2 separate regions of the Homo sapiens genome follow, and region 2 is linked to region 1. A link is a loop called in an ENCODE intact Hi-C map of the cell type or tissue named here. Cell type or tissue: heart left ventricle. All regions are shown on one strand. Links, peaks and the distances in the headings refer to the core of each region. The heading gives the core; the rest is flanking DNA. Region 1 has its middle 28 kb from the start of SLC40A1. Region 2 has its middle 41 kb from the start of WDR75.

What was found. Hi-C counts contacts between places; a loop is a spot of excess contacts. Peaks named below come from ENCODE experiments on the same cell type or tissue, not always from the same donor. Only the 100,000 strongest peaks of a DNase experiment are listed, where the experiment ranks them.
Region 2: a loop joins it to region 1, with 2.1 times the contacts of the local background. A loop is called at or near these places in 6 of 110 quality-filtered maps.

Annotation. Positions count from the first base shown.
Region 1 is chr2:189,550,790-189,555,192 of GRCh38, reverse strand. No RefSeq gene overlaps it. Among named protein-coding and RNA genes, the nearest start is that of SLC40A1, 28 kb to the left of the region's middle. In heart left ventricle, for the core only: no CTCF peak of the experiment used is centred there; no DNase peak of the experiment used is centred there; H3K27ac peaks cover 2,086 bases.
Region 2 is chr2:189,480,404-189,484,806 of GRCh38, reverse strand. No RefSeq gene overlaps it. Among named protein-coding and RNA genes, the nearest start is that of WDR75, 41 kb to the right of the region's middle. In heart left ventricle, for the core only: no CTCF peak of the experiment used is centred there; no DNase peak of the experiment used is centred there.

The DNA.
Region 1 (4,403 bases), core at 310-4,309:
TTTTTTTTTTTTTTTTTTTTTTTTTTAAGAAAAGGTCTCACTCTGGCTCAGGCTGGAGTGCAGTGGCACGATCTCGGCTCACTGCAGCCTCCAGATTCTCAGTTCAAGAGATTCTCCTCCCTCAGTCTCCCGAGTGGCTGGGATTACAGGCATGCACCACCATGTCTGGCTAGTTTTTTTGTATTTTTAATAGAGACAGGGTTTCACCATGCAGGCCAGGCTGGTCTTGAACTCCTGGCCTCAAGTGATCCACCCACCTCAGCCTCCCAAAGTGCTGGGATTACAGGCATGAGCTACTGTGCCTGGATACTTTGATTCTTAAATCATTTCCTTTGAGTGGCAAAGTTTTCCTTACATAGGATTACATTTCTTTCTCCTGAGGTTTAATCATAATACTTGATTTTGCAGTGAATAATATCAACATAATAATAATGTTCTATATGCTATTCCTTTCTAACTTTTAGAATCAACCAGTAAACAAAGCTTAGAAGACTTAACAAAATAAGGACAAGACTTTATAAAACAAAACTTTATTAAAAAAACAAGACTTTATTTTAAAAACCAAGACTTTATTTAAAAACAAGGCTTTATTTTAAAAGCCTTTATATAAACAAGACTTTGCCAGGTATGGTGGCTTATGCCTACTGTAATCCCAACTACATGGAAGGCTGAGGTGGGAGGATTGCTTGAGGCCAGGGGTTCATGACCAGTCTGGGAAACATAGGAGACTCAGTCTCTGAAGAAATAAAAAATTAAAAAAAAAATATGCTGTGCATGGTGATACGCACCTGTAGTCCCAACTACTCAGAAAGATCACTTGAGCCCGGAATTTGAGGCTATAGTGAGCTACGATGCACCACTTGCACCCTATCCTGGGCAACAGAGGGAGATATTGTCTCTAAAACAAACGAACAAACAACCCACAAGATTTTATATTAAAAAACCAAAAAAACCCAAGACTTCATAAAACAAAGATAGGGTATACTGTAAATGTTATAAATACCAGTAATTTAAAAGTCAGGTATAGTTAACAAAACCTGGGAGTTACAGGTGAGAAGAAGTGAAGGATAGTGGAGCATTCATACGTTCTCACTTTGTGGAGAGGAAATTGAGATACTTCCTAAAATTAATGAAAAAATAAAGAGAATTTAAGCCTATTATTTGAAATCATGAAAGATAACTAATAAAAAGTTATACAGTAACCAATAAAACCTGAGAGAATGGTCAGGGAGTAAGCAACAAGTGAGATGAATCACTTATCTTTCACAGTGGGTCATTGTTTTAGGTTGCTTAGAGCTACATTAGTAGTATTGAGAATTAGATGTAGCTGGTTTAACAGCAGTCACTTTAGTAGGTCCTAATCCTTACCTAAATCTTTTATCTATACGTTTACTAACAAGCTCATTCTTCTCAAATACATATCTTAATGAGCCCAGTGGTTGACTTAATGGGAGAACAACTTATACCATTCATTTGGAAACACAGGTTTAGGAAGATATAAGCAGACTTTTTCAAAAGTCTATTATTGTGATGTGTTAATAGTCATTAAATTGACTGTAAGACTGCCCTCTTTTAAAAGTGAAATATGTATTTGTGTAAAGAAGAAGGAAAAGACTGTATGATCTTAGAACTAAGTTAATTGAAGTATAATATAAATATATGTCAAAATGTGTTATAAATTATGTTATACTGTTTTCTTCATGTGCAAATGTGTTGACTGTGGCTTGTAGGTTATTTGCATCTGATACTTTTTTTTCACTCTTCTCAGTTCTAATCGTCCTTTGTTTTTCTCTCTTTCCTGGCAGCATATCATTCATATTCTCAGATGTTTTGCAGTTCTTAAAACTCTTAGATCTTTGATTTTAAGCAAACAAATGCTTAGCAATGCATACAGGTCTTATAAACAGTTTTATGCAATATGTTATGTTCAAAATGGTGACACATGTTTAACATAACACATTGTAGAAATTCCAAGTTTAACTTCCAAAGATCAAACAAATACTCAGACATGAATCAACCTGTCAGTGTCAACGTTTATAAAATAAGAGTCACAGTTTTCACGTGCTTATTAAAAACTGGTGTTTTCATTGGCTGGAGGAGTGTGTGAAAATCACACCCTTCTAAACACAGGGAAACAAACTAATGATGAGATAACTACTTGAAGACCTAAGGATGGAAATAATGCCAAGTGCTTATCTCTGGTTAGTCTAACAATGGGTAAAGCTGTAACTTCATTTAATACCAGTATGTCTTTGAATTGTTAAAAGCAGTAATAGAATCATCAACACCACAAAACCAACACCATCCCTTAAAATATGGTTATGAATATATTAACAGTTTGGATAGGGAGTTTAGGTCTTTCAGCTTTTAAATAATTTCAGTTAGGGGGTTCCTTTTAACCCTTTGGGTAGGTAACATACTGGGTACCCCAATATGTTACCTACTCCCCTCTTCCATGTATTTTGTATTTTACGTTACTAAATAATAATAGTTACAAGTTAGAGACCGTTTCTATCCACAGTTCATATCTGTAACTATGGTCCAAAAGTGCTAACCCCAGAATAAAATGAGTGATCTGGCTAAAGGAAAACATCACATGGTGAACTGATAAGAGGAGCTTATTGTGAAAGTCTCTGAATATAGCGTAGTGCCAAAACATTGTTTTTCAATGTCAAAATAGAGTTCACTGGAAAATTTGGAGCTGAATTGAGGCATACTTAAAATAGAGCCCTCGAGCAAACGCTCTTAGCTATTCCTCATCGCCAGTCATTCCTGTTGCTGGGTGAATTATTCTCATTTCTAATTTGCAGATACAGGAAGTGAGAGTTTCAGAAAAGTAGACATATTCCCAGTATCAAGTTAGTGTCAGTAGCAAGCAAGACTTAAACAGCAGTACTTCCAATAAGAATTCTGAAGGATGTTAATTTAGTGGGACCTTGAACCTTGCTTAAAGGTAGATCCATATAAATAGGTCATTACTTTGTATTTCCCCACAATTTATCTAGCTTATGAAAACTACTGGGGAAAAATACACATCTTAATCTCATAAAACTCACACCTACTCCCTCCTACAATATATAATTTTAGGGGAGGCTAGTTTGAATTCCCAAATAGGTTGAGTCATTGGTGCCTGCTATGTGTCAGTCACTGAGCTCAGCACAGGAAAAACAAAATAATAGGATATCAGATGTATTTACTGATGTTTTGTAAGGAAAGGCAAAGCATACAAATAAATATCTTTATATTGTGATGTGGAAGGGCTGTGGTGATGTGTATAGGCTGCTATGGGAGGTTAGAGGGCAATGTCCAGACCAACCTGGAGTAAGAGAAGGCTTCCTGAGAAGACATGCTTCAGTTGTGTCTGTTCTGTTTGGGTAGTGGTTTTTTTTGTTTTTTTTTTTTTTTTGCTCATTCAAGAATTCCAAATAATCATGAAAATATAAACAAGAGAGTAAAACTCACCCAAAATCTCTTCACGAAGATCATTGCCGTTGACATTTTAGTGAATAACCTTTCCAGGCATGCATGTACATGTGTTTGCATACCCATAATTTTATAAAAATGTTGCCATACTTCACATGTTATTCAGTATCTTGATAATTTTTCATTCAACAATATAACCTGGATATCATTGCAGAGCAATACGTTTAAAATCATGTTACAATTTTTCGTGGCCATATAGTATTTTATCATACTTTATGCCTTTGTTTAGCCAGAGGACAATTAGGTTGTTTTCTGTTTTTCTGCTGTTTTAGATAATGCTATAATTAACATCACTGTGTTTACAGCTTTGGGTACTTGAGCAATGATTTCCACAGACAGGTCCCTGGAAAACTTGCTAGATCATAAGTTATACACATTTGAAATTTTGATTCATAAATGCCAAAATTCTCTCCAGAAAAGTTGTGCCAATTCGAATCACCATTTTCCTACACCTTTGTCAACATCAGATTTTGTCAATCTATTATATGTTTGCCAATCTGATAAAGAATTTTTATTTGAATGTGCATTTCTTTAATCAACAGTAAGGTTAAACTTTTCAATTTCTTGCCTATTTTTCTGATTTTTATGAATTATACATGTTTTTCATAGGCATGTTTATCATCATCTGATTGGTAAAAGATCTTTGTATGCTGGGGATGTTAATGTTAGTCTGTCGTATGCACTATGGCTATTTCACCTCTTTGCTTATTTGACTTTAATTTTGGTTTAAAAATATTTATGAATTGGGTCTATCAGTCTTCTCTATTTTGATTTCGAGTTTTGGGTGGGCTGTAAAAAGGTCTTTCCACATAGAGTTTTTTTTTTAAAAAACTCATATTTTTCCCTGGTACTTTTACAGTTTTATTTAAATAAAATTAAGCCATCTAGAATTAGCTGTGATATAAGAAATAAAGTGGGGT
Region 2 (4,403 bases), core at 137-4,136, 70 kb after region 1:
TGAGGCGGGTGGATCACGAGGTCAGGGGTTTGAGACCAGCCTGGCCAACATGGTGAAACCCCGTCTCTACTAAAAATACAAAAATTAGCTGGGTGTGGTGGCACACACCTGTAGTCCCAGCTATTCGGGAGGCTGAGGCAGGAGTATCACTTGAACTCGGGAGGCGGAGGTTGCAGTGAGCCTAGACTGCACATTGCACTCCAGCCTGATGACAGAGCAAGACTCCGTCTCAAAAAACAAACAAACAAACAAACAAAACAACAACAACAACAACAACAACAAAACTGCTCCTATCTGAACTGATTGTGCAATTTCTCTTCTATCCTTGAGAGAGCCAAATGATTATAATACAGACAAGGTCCCTGAATCAGTCTACCTTTAGAGAACCCTGACAAATACAGTTCCTAAATTAAGCCCTGAGGGGCCAGGAAGATGATAGCGCTGTCGCAGGATGAAACACAGACCTGGGAGATATCTCTAGGCCATAAAAGCTGAGCTGTGTGAGGCTATCTGGCCCCTGGAAATATTTTGTTTACATAAGGAGCAAATAATCTGGGACTTCAAGCCCCAGATGACGATGAGGGCCATGCAGTAGGAAGGGATCAGAGTCAGTTCCAGGATGAGGAAGGTAATCCCGGAGATGAGCACCAGGTGAGTCCATGGACTCCTTGTCCTCCACACATGTATTGTGCCAGGCTGTGCTGAGGCAGCCCAGCTGGTCTAGCAGTGTCACAGGGAGGGTAGTGATACAGGGTATAGGCAGCCTGCAGCTTCTTGGGCAGCACCGGCAGCAAGGCCTGCACGCATTTGAATGGTGCTCTGTACCAGGCACACACCCACAGCCCTTCTCACACTAGCTGAGATGGCAGCAGTACTGTTGCCCAGGCAGGCATTCACCTTCCACAGGGAAAGAGTCCAGACTTTCATTCACCCACCTGAGCAGCTTCAGGATGATGCCTGGGATCTGCAGAGCAGCTGAGGCTATGGTAAGATTGAGAGGAGGTACAAAGGAGACCAAACGGCCTCCAGTGGGTGGGGACAGTGGTGCAGGCAGACATCACTCAACGATGGCCTGAGGCCAGGTGGGGCAGAGACCCCCCCTCCCCCCAGCCTCATCAGAATGGGAATGTTCCAGACCCGGGGTGCTGCACTTGTAGGAGGCCTGAGGGTGGTGGTGAAGAAGCCCTCTTGCTGATTTTGGGGACCACAGTGGCTAAGGAACGAGTGCTAGAGCCAAATTGAGCTGGAGCATTGGCTCATCCATTTACTAGTGCTGTGACCCTGGGCAATTCACCAAACCTTCCTGGTTCTCAGTGTCTTACTCTGCGAACTAGATATTACAAAACTGCATTTTCACATGTATCTTAAGGTGTGGATTAAATGGCACATGATGAGTTTTAGAAAGACGCTGGATATTCTCATAATTATTATGTTATTATTATACCTCTGGGGCCCTTAAGAAACTTGCAGTAATCGCTGCCATAAGTTATTCATGTCTAACCCACCCTCCGACCTCAACCCCAACAACATACATAAACCCGGGCTTGAGCACCACTAGAGCCGGTACTACGTGGGTGTCACTGCAGTTCTATGCTGGGAGAAGATGTCCATTCCTCCATTTTTAGTTGTATAAAAAATTCTGTCCAACATAGTAAGATTCTCTATTCTATTACCATATTCTACAATGAATTATCATTATCAATGCATTAATTACCCTCTTCATTACAAAAAGTATTACGTAGTACACTTGCAATCAAGGACTATCAGAGTTGGAAGGCCCCTGAGGTGCCTCAGCCTCTTCTCACTTCACTGATGAGGAAAGGGATGCCCATGGAAGTTTGAGTGTTTTTCCCAGTAAGTCAGCAGAGCCACTGTGGCTGAGGTGGGGTTGAGCTACATTTTATTTGCACTCCAAAAGCAACCTGGGGGTACATTCCACAACATCCTGAAGAGTAAATGTGGACCGAGTGACTGCTGTGCAAATTTCTTCTGCTGTAGATATTCTCCAAAAACAAGCAGACATTTTCAGAGTAGTCCAATTTCCCACTAAAAGAGGAAAGAAGTTAGATGAGTCAGGAAGAAGGCAAAGGCAAATATAACACAGGAATTTCTTGTCCTTGTCTCAAGATATTCCCAATTCTAGCACATACCAATACAGTTGTGTTCTCTGTGTTGTTCGGTTTTCAGTAGCCAGTGATGCTTCTCTCTGCCCCTTTAGCTAAAAGACCTGCACAGATGTGGTACATCTTGTGGTGTTCAGTGTTTCCTTTAGCTTGTTTTATATAGTCAAGAGGACATTTTCTGCCAAGGTCATGAATTAGGGGGATGAGAGGAGTGTTACACAGGTCGGACATAGCAGAGGGATGGAGTGTAATGAAGTCAGACATATTTAGTTGGCAGTTCCAAAAATCCCTTCACTGCCTAAAATTCATGAAATCCTTGCTCATGTTGCAGAATATATCACTCTTCAGTGGCTTAAGGGGGTACTTGGAGCCTGGGAAAAAGATTTGCTTATAAAGACAAGCGTTGGCCCTTCATTTCACCTTGACTGTTGAGTTTAACAAACCTACCTGCTCTTATCTTGTTCATTCTATGGCCATCTTCATTCAACAAATAGGAGAGCTCCTTGTGTGTCCTACAGCCTGCTCCCTTATTCCATGTTTTGAGCCCTGCGGGGTCAGCCTGCCCCTGGGAGCTGTATTAAATACTTAGCTCATAGTTTCTCTGGACATGTTGCTGATGGGAGTTCTGACTCCAAGCCTATTCTCTGGGGTAAAGTCTAAAGAGATTCAGGCAAAGGATACCTCAAGCCTTCTTTCATTAGTGCAGGATCTTCTCTCTTATTCAGAAATGTAGTCTTTGAAGCTGCTTTTCTCTTCTGTCCAGCACCAAGGTTGCAATTAAGTAGCAAGGCCACACATATATTTTTGGATAGGGCTAACAGAGTTCTGGGCATTTTGGAGAATCACAATTTGAGAGTCAACAAAGGGGCTCAGAAGACCATCTAATGGAACCCAGGCTTCGTAGAGATTCAAACCATAAGACCTCAAATAACTTGAGAGGTTCAAATCTAGGCAGAGGCAGAACTGGAGCTAGTAGTCTTCTGACTCCTAGACCAGTGCTCTTTCTGGCAGAAACGCCACATTGAGCTGGGCTAGTGGACTCAATTTCACAACTGCAGACAGGCATTTCCGAAAGAATATGAATTTAACTTACATTCCTATGTGAGCTAGAGCATAATATCCAAATATTTGCATTTAAAGTGCTTGTTTTCAGAGCACTTATATTCATCCTTCCGTTAAAGTAGACAACCACTGAGTAACAAGGATGATCAAAACTCAACAAAACAATGAAAGGAACTGGTGCACTTTCATGTCTGATTATTTCATTTTGTGAACCAAGTGCTCTGATCTCCCAGGGAGTTTCTAAGCCAGGGGTATGTATGTCATGCCTGAAGATGGAAAACTAAGATAGCCATCTCTCCACCTATTTATATACATGCACCGAAAATTTAATACTTGCAAGACCAGTTTCTTGGCATTCTGAGACATGGGATGGGATGTGGGACCTATGCTGCAATATTCTGGTATCTAAGTTTTGATGTCACAGAATATCAGAGCTGGAAGGGTCACTTTGTCTAATTCTGCAATTTAGATGAAGGAACTGAGACTCAGAGATTAAGTGGTTTGCTCATGGTTTTTGAAAAACAAAGCAATCTGAGCATCATAATTATTGACTGCATCTCTGTGGTTGAGTGGTTCATTTTCATTCCAGTCTACTCACCTCCTGTTGTCATAGTGTACTACTATCAAATCCCAGTTACTTTCATTTCTATTTTGTTTTAATCTCAAAGGTATTCATCAGGAATAAATAAGCTACCTGGGATCCAAAATCCTTCCCAGGTCTTTTCCCATTTCTATGAAGATTGTGTGGTGACAGAATTATGGCTTTGGTGTCTTAAGGTGATTTTGTCATTTTTGTTGCTATCGAGAAACACAACTAACAGAGGAAGCACAATTTCTAGAAGTAGTAGGTCAGACAGAGCAGCTTCAAAGAAAAATTGATGCCATTTATAAGATTTAGTTAGTTTTAACCAGATAGTTATGTTAATAGGTTTCTGTTAAAGGCTCCATTATAGTCATAGTACAAAGAACTGAAATTGTTTAAAACACATTATCCACAACATTTCAACATATTCTATCATTTCTATATTGGGTGCTAGGCTATGATAGGAGGAAAAAACCAAAGAGGAATGTTGTTTCAGCACATTAACAACGAAGCTATTTTAATCAATATGCATTCAATTAGTAGACTTTTCATTAAAATTTCGTATGTACTGAAGTGTATAATCTTGTACAATATTCCAATTTTACACACATTTCCTATGTGTGCAATATAATCGT